Linked DNA regions of Mus musculus: region 2 is linked to region 1. The links are chromatin loops, found by intact Hi-C in ENCODE. Cell type or tissue: heart. All regions are shown on one strand. Each heading gives the region's core, and the rest is flanking DNA. Links, peaks and the distances in the headings are about the cores only.

What was found. Hi-C counts contacts between places; a loop is a spot of excess contacts. Peaks named below come from ENCODE experiments on the same cell type or tissue, not always from the same donor. Only the 100,000 strongest peaks of a DNase experiment are listed, where the experiment ranks them.
Region 2: it touches region 1 in a loop (2.4-fold over the local background); 4 of 42 quality-filtered maps call a loop at or near these places.

Annotation. Positions count from the first base shown.
Region 1 is chr15:8,105,837-8,111,211 of GRCm38, forward strand. Nup155 (nucleoporin 155) reads left to right here and starts at 3,477. Exons shown (of 35, transcript NM_133227.3): 1 at 3,477-3,766. The coding sequence starts at 3,610. In heart, for the core only: a CTCF peak has its summit at 3,223; a DNase peak (open chromatin) is centred at 3,415; H3K4me3 peaks cover 2,552 bases; H3K27ac peaks cover 1,659 bases.
Region 2 is chr15:8,166,717-8,172,091 of GRCm38, forward strand. It overlaps Cplane1 (ciliogenesis and planar polarity effector 1), which reads left to right and starts at 2,390. Exons shown (of 53, transcript NM_001162906.1): 1 at 2,390-2,773; 2 at 3,590-3,678; 3 at 4,977-5,105. The coding sequence starts at 5,025. It also overlaps the pseudogene Gm46494. In heart, for the core only: no CTCF peak of the experiment used is centred there; a DNase peak (open chromatin) is centred at 2,315; H3K4me3 peaks cover 1,685 bases; H3K27ac peaks cover 1,357 bases.

The DNA of each region.
Region 1 (5,375 bases), core at 199-5,198:
TGGGCATACACACATGCACACACGCATGAACACACATTCACACAGACACATAATAAAAATAAATCCTTGTTTTCAGATTAAATAAAAGATCCAAAGTATCTCTCCTTCAGCAGTCTGATTTCCTGAAAACAGATATAATTAACAGGGGTTAGCAGATGCTCAGGACAGCAGTATTAAGAAAAATAACAAAAATTTGGGAAGTCCAAGAATTTTTTTTTTAATTGAGGCTGGGTATGGCAGATGACAAGTGTAATCACAGCTACCCTGATCCTTGAGGGAGGGAGGGAGGAGGGCTGCAAATTTGAATCCTTTGTGGGCTACATTGTGAGTTGTTCAAGGTCAGTCTAAGCAATGTAGTAAAACCTAGTCTCACCACAAAAAGAAAAAAGAAAAGCCAGGCAGTGGTGGTGGAAGCTTTTAATCCCAGCACTTGGGAGGCAGAGGCAGGTGGATTTCTGAGTTCGAGGCCAGCCTGGTCTGCAGAGTGAGTGCCAGAAGAGTGGCCCACATCCATTACCATGGTTCCCTGATAACTTTTTTTTTTTTTTTTTATTATTATATGTAAGTACACTGTAGCTGTCTTCAGACACACCAGAAGAGGGAGTCAGATCTTGTTACGGATGGTTGTGAGCCACCATGTGGTTGCTGGGATTCGAACTCTGGACCTTCGGAAGAGCAGTCGGGTGCTCTTACCCACTGAGCCATCTCACCAGCCCCCCCCCTGATAACTTCTAACAGTAGTTAGAAATTGATTCCTGGTTCCAGAAACTGTTTCCAGGACAGCCAGGGCTATACAGAGAAACCCTGTCTCGAAAAGCCAAAATAAATAGATAGGTAAATAAATAAATAAATAAAGGCAAATCGTAACTGTTCTGGGCAGGTGGCTGCCTTGCCTACTAAAGTGTCTTTCTGTGGAAACAAAGCCTCTCTTCCCATTGCTCTCTATGCTACTGAATTCTGTATACACCCCATTAGAAAATCTACAACCAGCCCCATTATTATAGTACTTTTCATTTTCTGTTTATGAAAAAGTGTTGATCCCAAAGATGAAAGGACAAAGATCACCATGGCCAAATTAATTAAAGCAAGCAATTAATTAAAGCAAGCTATTTTATTCATGTACACTGGCTGCCTACCCCTCAGGACAGGTCAGCTTTGGATGTAAGGAAGACAAGGCTTTTTATAGTTTAGGGGTAAGCTGTTGGGTTTTTTGTTTTTGTTTTTTAACAAAATCTCAGCCGTTTGATTTTATCAATGAAGACTTGGGAGCCAGATGCTGGGGGGACAGCCTGCTAGTTCAGAGACCCAGAGAAAGCACCCAGTTGACCATCTTCCTCAGCTGATACTCCAGAAGCAATGCCCCTCTTTCTCCCACTCCCACTCAAAAGAACCTCCAGACAACTAAATGCTCCTCCCTTCTACTCCCTATGTGTCTCTGTCCTCCTGACTCCCTCTTACTCTCAAGACTTTTTTCTTAATAATCCTATGGTCACTTCCTGTCAACTGGCCGCTTGTTCTGCCTCCTGACCTATGGTTGATTTTATTTAACCCTGTTTACATTATTCAAGCAGAAAGCTGTTGAATTAAAAGTATATGTTTAGGCTGACCCATACCACAACTAAAACCAGGCTTTCCCAGTAAATAACACAATATCAGGGTTCATGGTGTGATCAAATATCCTGCAACAGTAGGGGGTTCACAAACGGGGGATTGGATGGACAGAGCAGGTTGGGTTATAGGAGAGGAACAGAGACAAAGACATGGTTGCAAGATGGGCATGACAAGGCGGTTATAACAAGGTAGGCATAGAACATTCTTGTTTCTTTGTTTGGGTTTTTCGAGACAGGGTTTCTCTGCATGACAGCTCTGACTGTCCTGGAACTTGCTTTGTAGACGGGGGCTGGCATTGAACTCACATTCGGCCTACGTCTGCCTGCTAAGTGCTGCGATTAAAAGCATGCACCATCAGCTCCTGGCCATGTAACCTTTTGAATCAAAGTAGGGTTGCAAGATGATTATAAACGACTTTTTGAAACAAAGACATGATTGCCATTCCTGGAACACTTGGTACAGAACCATTTGTAGTTAAGGCTGTGGGGAGCGGGGCATAGGCTAATCCCTGAGAAACAGAGGTTTGATTATAAACAGGCATGAACCTAGTTTGTTTTTTATTGTAAGCTGTCTTTTAAACGTAAGATGGAGGCAGGCTGATTCTTCGAAAGGTCTCAGTACATAGCCCAGTCTGGCTTCCAACTACAGGTGCCTGCCTCTATGCCTGGACCTTGAGAGGCATTTACTTTGTCTCTGTAAAAGTGTAGTAATTTGGTATTCCCAACAGCAGGCACGATTCCTGACACAGTACATACTCGGTTTCCTAGAATCAGACCATCTGTTGAATGCATCCATTATTTAATATCCTTGTGCTCTGAGATGAGAACAGATGGATCAGATGAGTGTTCTCCCAAGGCAACAAGGGAGAAAGGTATACAGCAAGAACAAACACTTTTTTCTTCTTTTTCTTGAGACAGACTCTCAAGTTTACTACAAACTTGCCACACAGCCGAGGATGAACTTATCCTCCTGCCTCCACTTCCTAAATCCGCTGGCAGGACCCATCACACAGTATCTCCCTTCCCGCCTCTGTTTGTTTTGAGTTAGGAACACATTCCGTAGCACGCTATCTGGAACTCACCAAATGACACAGTAATCCTTTTGCCGAAACCATAGGACGCGTATTAACAGGCATGAGACACCGTCCAACGCTGACCTCCAACCAAAAAATTTCGCAAAGCCACAAAGCCAATGACCCAGACACGCACATGGGAAAATTCAATAAATTCTTTCTTGGGGGCCGGGGGGGGGGGTGGTGGTTGAGACAGTGTTTCTCTGTGTAGCCCTGTCTGTCCTGGAACTCACTCTGTAGACCAGGCTGGCCTCGAACTCAGAAATCCGCCTGCCTCTGCCTCCCAAGTGCTGGGATTAAAGGCGTGCACCACCACCGCCCAGCAATCCAATGAATTCTTAATTCACCCCCATTATTTGAAACGCTGTGAGTTTCTGGCTCACAGGTAAACTTTCTGGAACTAGCGATCAATTTCTAACTACTGTTAGAAGTTATCAGGGAACCACGGTAATGGATGTGTGCCACTCTTCAGCCGTCGCCACATTCCAAACTGGGGGTGGGGCTCAAAGCAAAGAATCAGCACGCGCGATGTCACCACCGCACAGGCGACCGCAAGGGGACATCAACCCCACTCCAGCACCCGAAGTTCCTCTTCCCTCTCCCCCCCGCCCCGCCCCCAGTCCCCTCCCCTCTCCCGTATCCTCTTCCCTTCTCCTCCTCCCTTCCCTAGGCCATCTCCAAATTCAACTCTAGTCTCCTCCCTCACGCCTTCGCCAATGTCCGACACTCAACTGCTTCCTCTTCCCGTCCCAGAAGCGGCGTCTTCCAGTGCCGGGGAGGACGAACCGGAAGTGCGTCATGACCTGGCGCCCAGTTATTCGTTTTCCGCGCGCGTTCCGAGGAGCGGTTTTGGGCTCTCTTCGTTTTTCTCACGGTTCTCCACGGGTTTGGAGTGTTTCTATAAGGCGGTGGCCACGATTGCCGACATGCCATCGGTGCTGGGCTCTATGATGGTGGCCTCTACGTCGGCCGCCGCCTCCCTGCAGGAAGCTTTGGAAAACGCGGGGAGGCTTATCGATCGACAGTTGCAAGAAGACCGCATGTACCCGGACCTTTCTGAGCTGCTCATGGTGTCGGCCCCAAGTGAGTGATCGGTCCACTGGACGCTCTGTTTCCCCACCATAGGATTCTAGTCCGATTCCCCTGTCTTCTTCTCTGTACGTTGGTGCCCTCGTGAACATTCAGAGATTAGGGCTTGGTTTCTTGAAAACACGACAAACAGCAACCGACTTTTAGCTTTTATTGCTTATTTCTTCTTGTCTACACTTTATTTACTGTAGATACTCGAGGAGGTAAGAGCAAACTCATTAAGTCCAAATGAGAAGAATCCTCTGATCCAGATTCCATTTCTGTGCATTTTTTGCTTCGATAATGCTCGCTCAGAAAAGCAAGCGAGTTAATTTGGAAATCTGCCGCGTTCTCTCAGAGTCATGTCATACGTGTAGAGTTAGTATATTTGTGAGTGCCGGGACTAACTAGGAAAGAAATATAGGGGTCAGAAGGCTAACTGACAGGGAGAGCAGAACTAAGTTTATCTGCCAACAGAGGAGATAATTTGGAAGAATTTGCCTTAACTTTTAAAACTTGTTACCAGCTAAAGGTTTGTGGAGTTGCATTAGTTGCTACAAAATGTTTCTTGTGAAATGAAAGTTGGAGAAAAACAGAAATGTAACATGCAGGTGAGACTTGGTGAGAAAAAAAAATGGGTGGGAGTAACTTAAACAGAATAATCAATCAAAAGTAGCCCAAAGCACATGAGCAATGACTTGTAAAAATCTATTAAGAGATTTTTATTTTTTTAACCAGAAATACTGACAGCAGCCAGATAGTGGTTGTCCATTCCTTTAATCTCAGCATTTGGGAGGCTGAGGCAGGCGGATCTCTGTGGGTTCCAGGCTAGGCTGGTCTATAGAGGGTGCTCCACAGCTGCCAAAGCTACACAGAAAAACCTTTAATCCCAGCACTTGGGAGGCAGAGGGAGACGGATTTCTGAGTTCGAGGACAGCCAGGGCTATACAGAGAAACCCTGGGGGGGGGTGGGGTCGTTGAAAAACCCTGTCGTGGAAAACTGAAAAGAAAAATACCAGAAGCAAAGATAGTCTTTGTACTTGACAAGTATTAGCAAATGAGCTTGCCTTTTTTGGAGCAGGGTCCAAAATTTTATAAAAACTTGCTTGACCTATTAGCTGCTATTGTCTTCATATGTCCAACCCCCTCCCACCCCCGCTTTGCTTTCTGATCCTCTCAAATGTGTAATCTCTTTAATATACTTTCCTCCTCATACTAATCCCTTTCCCTTCTAGCATTTTCCCCCCTCTGCCTAACAGGCTCCTCCCAGACAAGTTTTCTCTGATAGCCCTGGCTGTCCTGGAACTCCGTCCGAGATCTGCCTTCCTCTGCCCCTGAAGTGCTGGGTTAAAGGCATGGACATGGAAGCCTGGTTCCATCCAGTTCTTAGTAAAAGACCCTAGTTCTAAGTCAGGCATGGTGCTACATGCTTTTAATTTCATGCTCTTGGAGACAGAGGCAGCGAGATCTCTTTGAGTTTGAGGTCAGTCCGAATACATAGTGAGTTCTGACCAGAACAATAAAGTGAGACCCTGCTCCAAAAAAGGGAAGTCTTTAGTTTCTTTGAAAATTTTCTTGACCACTCACATTGTCATTGTCAAAGAAGTTATTCTTCCCTTTTGTA
Region 2 (5,375 bases), core at 322-5,321, 61 kb after region 1:
ATTAATAATGCAATTATTTTAAATGTCATAATCTGTGAATTTCTGATGCTTTTGAAGACTAGTATATCTGAACTGTTAAACTACTGCTCTTAGGTATTTCTAGCTGAATAAAAATGAAAGCACCTAATTATAATTAAATCAGAATCGAATATGACTATGAGTTTACTGTCTGGCATCTGGCCCTTACCTTGCATTACTTAATTATCCTAGACCGTGTGTAATAGCAGCTATAGAAGGATCAGGTCAAAGCTTTATATTCTCGTTTTGTTTTTTTTGAGACAGGGTTTCTCTGTGTAGCCCTGGCTGTCCTAGAACTCACTTTGTAGACCAGGCTGGCCTCAAACTCAGAAATCTGCCTGCCTCTGCCTCCCGAGTGCTGGGATTAAAGGCGTGCACCACCACGCCGGGCAAAGCTTTATATTCTTAAGTGAGTTGCATAGGCACAATGCCTAAGTGTAACAATATTAATTTCAAGTTTTGTAACAATATTCAAAGATTTATACGGATGGAAACCTTAAACCTATATCAATTTATAAATTCTGTACCAATATAAGGAATTATAACTTCAAGTTTGCATCAAATACAAAGATTTCTACCAATGTTAGATTATGGCTATGCAATGCTTTGTTTAAGAATAATTTTAGTAATCCATCCCATATATCTAACTTTCTATACTATCACTCTATCCTCTCTTTCCCTTTAACCTCCTTCCTTTTACCTCGGAAGGAAAGGAGAGAGGAGAGGAGAGGAAAGACAGAAAGCTCCAAGCCTAAGCCCTCTATTTAGTTTCCTCCCTATTCAAAATTATGACCATTTCCAAATTATCCCTTAAAATGATAGCCTACCTATAATTTATGAAATAACCATAATCGAGAGATAGGGATAGCAACTGTCCACAACTTCCTCCTGCTGAATTGGGTTGACAAATATTTTTAAGGGGTGGGAGGAGGAGGGAAAGTGGAAGAAGTGGTTAGGCTTAAGAAAGCTAGCACTAGCATCTGTTACCCAGTCGTTGTATACGTAGAAGGCTCAGGGCTTGACAGGTTCTGACTGGAGCTGTCTGAAAGGCTGGATGAACCTAATCCGTCTGGAACCTGGGGCTATTCCTGAAGCTGCTCTAGAAGCAAGTCTCTGGAGACAGCATCAGAAGGGAGGGGGCTGGAGCAGCAGCTCATTTCAGCGTCCATGCGGATGAACCTTGTCAGAGCTGCACATTCAGCAATACGTGAATCTTACAACCAACAGTTTAGTACTGTAAGATACCTGTGTGGATTGTGCAAAGTGCACAGATGAGTTAAGGTTGAACTTTTGCTCCTTGTTTGAGCAGGTAAAAGACGAGTATTCTTTTTATGAGTTAATTTGATCGATAACCAATTGTGATAAATCCTTCATGACATGTGAAGAATTCCATGACCAACACGATTTATTGTCTAATTTTAGCTGAAGTTTTGGCTAGAGACTTTTTTTTTTTTTTTTTGGTTTTTTGAGACAGGGTTTCTCTGTGTAGCCCTGGCTGTCCTGGAACTCACTCTGTAGACCAGGCTGGCCTCGAACTCAGAAATCCGCCTGCCTCTGCCTCCCAAGTGCTGGGATTAAAGGCGTGCCACCACTGCCCGGCAAGTTTTTGTTGTTGTTGTTGTTGGTTTTTGTTTGTTTGTTTGTTTATTTATCTATTATATGTGTGTGCACTGTTGTCTTCAGACACTCCAGAAGAGAGCATCAGATTTTTGTTATGGATGGTTGTGAGCTACCATGTGGTTGCAGGGATTTGAACTCAGGACCTTTGGAAGAGCAGTCGGTGCTCTTAACCGCTGAGCCATCTCACCAGCCCGTTGTTGTTGTTTTTTAACTTGTTATTTTATGAGTGTTTTGCCTACGTGTATGTATGTGCACCACCTTTGTAGCTGGTGCCCACAGAAGCCACAAAAGAGTGTCAGATGCCCTGGAACTGGAGTTACTCAGGGTTATGTCGTAGGTGCTGGGACTCTGAAATCGGGTCCTCCACAAAGGCAACAACTGCTCTTAACAGCGCAGATCTAAATGTTGGTTCTTAAGGCATTCTCATGCCAAGCTCCACGGAGAGCTCGGAAACTCAAAAGTCTTGCACGAGGGGAAGCCAGGGATGGATGGAGAGAGAAAGGACTACCGAGCTGAGGAGAGAGCAGGAGGGCAGGACAGACTCGGTGGAGGTAACCCACTCTGGCAGGCTTGCAGCGCTCTCCCAGAACCCCGGCGCAAAGCTGGCTACGCCGAGGAGGCGGGGCGGGCGGGGATCCGTCAGGTGCCCGCCCACGGAGCGGCATGGAGCATGCGCAGTGGGGCGGCCCCGCCCACGCGTCGCCTGGACACGGCTCTGGGGTGGCGGGCGCGGCCTCCTCCAGGGCTCAGCGGCTTCGCAGCCTCTGCGGTCCTCGGTGGGAGGTGGCGGCCTTGGGACCTTCCCCAGGGGCTCGGTCCCCGTGCCCCCCGCCTCCCAGGGTCTCCGGGCTAGCTGTGGGGACTTCCGTTTTCCTCGCGGCCGCCCGCCGTCCCGCCCAGGTCCTTCTTTGGGTCGCAGGCGTCCCCTCCCCGCCGTGGCCCCTCACACCTCCACAGGGGACCTCCGGGCAGGACTCTGCGGCCACAGCCACGAGGAAACCTCTGAGGAGACCCCAGCGGACGGCAGAGCAGTGAGGGATGGACGCGGGTTCCTAGCATCCTCCGTAGCACAAACCCCGCCCGGGACGTCAGCGATTTTCTTGAAATTGTATGCTCCGATTTGTTTGAAATAAAGGTACCTTTCCCCGGTTCCCGTAGACTGGGCAGATTACTCCTGTCATACATATATTTTTGCGCCATGGAGCGGATTTTTTTTAAAAATCAGTTCTTCCATCTGCAGTGTCTGTTGTGTAGTGCTTGGTCTATCCAGTAGCATCAGTGTTTTGAGAGGCTTTGCAGTATGCGTCAGAAAATGGTGTTTGCTGCATCCCAGGAGAGAGGTGATTGTTAGAATTCTAAGTGACGGGAGGTTGTACGTGATTCTGTAGCGCACCGTACTGAAATCTTGAAGTGGGTTTGCTGTCTTTCTATCTTTTATGCTTTACTTGAAAAAAAAAATATGTCTATCTTTTCCCAAACAAATCCTTTGCATAAATCTTTAAGTGTCTTTCACATCTAGAAGGACTCATTAGACAAAAAACATAATACAATTAATCCCTCAAAACCAAAACTAACAAGTTGCTGTCACCAGTAGAATCTAACGATGATTAACTCAGTCGTGCTGGGTTTTCTCCTGTTGCCTTTTATCAATTTTGCATTTAAAGTTGCATAATGTAATTAAATATGTATTTTAGATTAACCAGTTCCTTATGTTTTGCTGTACCTTATTTTTCTCTTTACATGTGCATATGTATAGTATTTAGGAATTATTAAACTACCTAGAAATAGCTTTTGATTTGAAGATGATTGCGTATATTAAATAGTCTTATATTCACTTGTCATACTCAGAATAATGCATATTTCTGGTAATGCTATTTTACATGAGTAGTCATCAAATTTAGGAAACTTGGCATTGAATAATATAGCATTTTTGTTTTGTTTTTTGATGCAGAATAAAATGCTTCATTTGGCCGCCTTGTGTGGTTAAATCATCCTTCATTTGGAACACCTGAGCTTCTGATTCTTCGCTGACACTGGTTGGTTAGTTTCATGTCCATTTATCACAAACCAGAATCATTTGGGAAGAACCTGAGTTGAAAAAAATGTCCCCCCCCCACCTCACGTGCCAAAACAGTGGTATGGCAGCTCTTTTCATTTTGAGGCAGGGTCGGGCTGGCCATAAATTCAGGTCTGGGCAGAGAAGCCTTGAATTTGGTCTTCCTGCCTCAGCCTCTGGAGTAGCTGCAACTTCATGTGCAGTAGCAACAGGACTGTGGAGGCTTCTTCAGGTGAGCTAGTTTGGACTTGCTCACAGCTGTGTGGGCTGACGGTCGTTTGCTTTACTTGGTGAGAGGAGTTTCATAAATGGTTACTCCAGGGATTTTTCTCCCCTTTTGTGATTTAGCCTTGGAAATTCATAGTGTCCCTTCCATTGTACTCTCTTGGCCAGAGTAATCCCACAGTCTACCTTAACGTCAAGGGAATCGGCAGAGCAGGAGGCTAGGGAATTTGCCGTTCTTTACTAAAATATAGTCAGCTACACTGAGAAATGCAGATCATATGAAACTATGTTTATGGCCACTGTCTGAGAAGTAGCGTATTAAGAAAGCAAATACATTTTGCCTCTGTTCAGGATGTGGATGAAATACAGAATGCAATTTCTTACCTTTTAAAAAGAGAGTTGTTGGGGCTGAAGAAGATGGCTCAGCAGTTATGAGAACTGGCTGTTCTTCGAGAAGACGTGGGTTCAATTCCCAGAACCCACATGGCAGCTCACAACTGTAACTCCAGCTCCAGGAGATCCAACAGCCTCACACAGACATACATGCAGGAAAGACACCAATTCACATAAAATAAAAATAAATAAATTTTTTTTAAAAAAAGAATTTTTATAGATGTATTAAAAGTTCTCCAACTTGTAAATTAACATGTTCAGTGTTACCATTTGACTTTCAGATGTCTCCCGTAGGCTCATTATCTTGATTGAATATTCTGTCTCCAGCTTGTGATACTGTTTTGAGAGGTTCTAGAAACTTAAAGAGTTTGGTCTGAGAACATAGGTCACTGGGGGTGCACCTTTGAAGGCTAATCCTGGTCCACTATCCCTACTCCCTCTGCTTTCTTTCTCCTGTGAGGCGAAGACTCTGCTCTTCCCTGTGCTCCTACAGCAGGGTATTCTGTGCAAACAGCCCACTGAGAGTTGGGCCTTCTGAAATGAAGCCACAGCAAATCTTTCCTCCCTTACTTAGGTGGTTTCCATCTGTTATTTTGTCAGTGTTGAGAAAACCTATCCTTTGTAAATATTTCAGGCTATTTGTTATTGCTGTTATTATTCACAGGATCTTGTGACTGGCTTTGCTTGATTGGTCATTGGTATCTCAACAAGCATGGAGATGAGATTAGAAGTTTTGACATCAACAAGTATCAAGCAGAAAAAACCCTGGCCCAGAGTATCCTGGTTGGGTCAAGTGAGTTTTCCTTTATTCAAATACTAAGTTAGGTTTGATATATGTTAAATATGTGCTTTTCCTGGTAAGATATAGGAATAGTCTGTGGCCTCAAAAAACATCAGAGTGTGTGTGTTAAAGTTACAATGTACAAGTTAGCATCTTCAGAAAATGAGGATGGGTATGGCAGGTGGGTGTGTCAGTTTTAATGTATACGTTAGCATTTACAGAGAATTGAGGCATCTATCTAGGTGAAAGCTTTTGTTTTCAATTTTTTTTCATCATATCAAG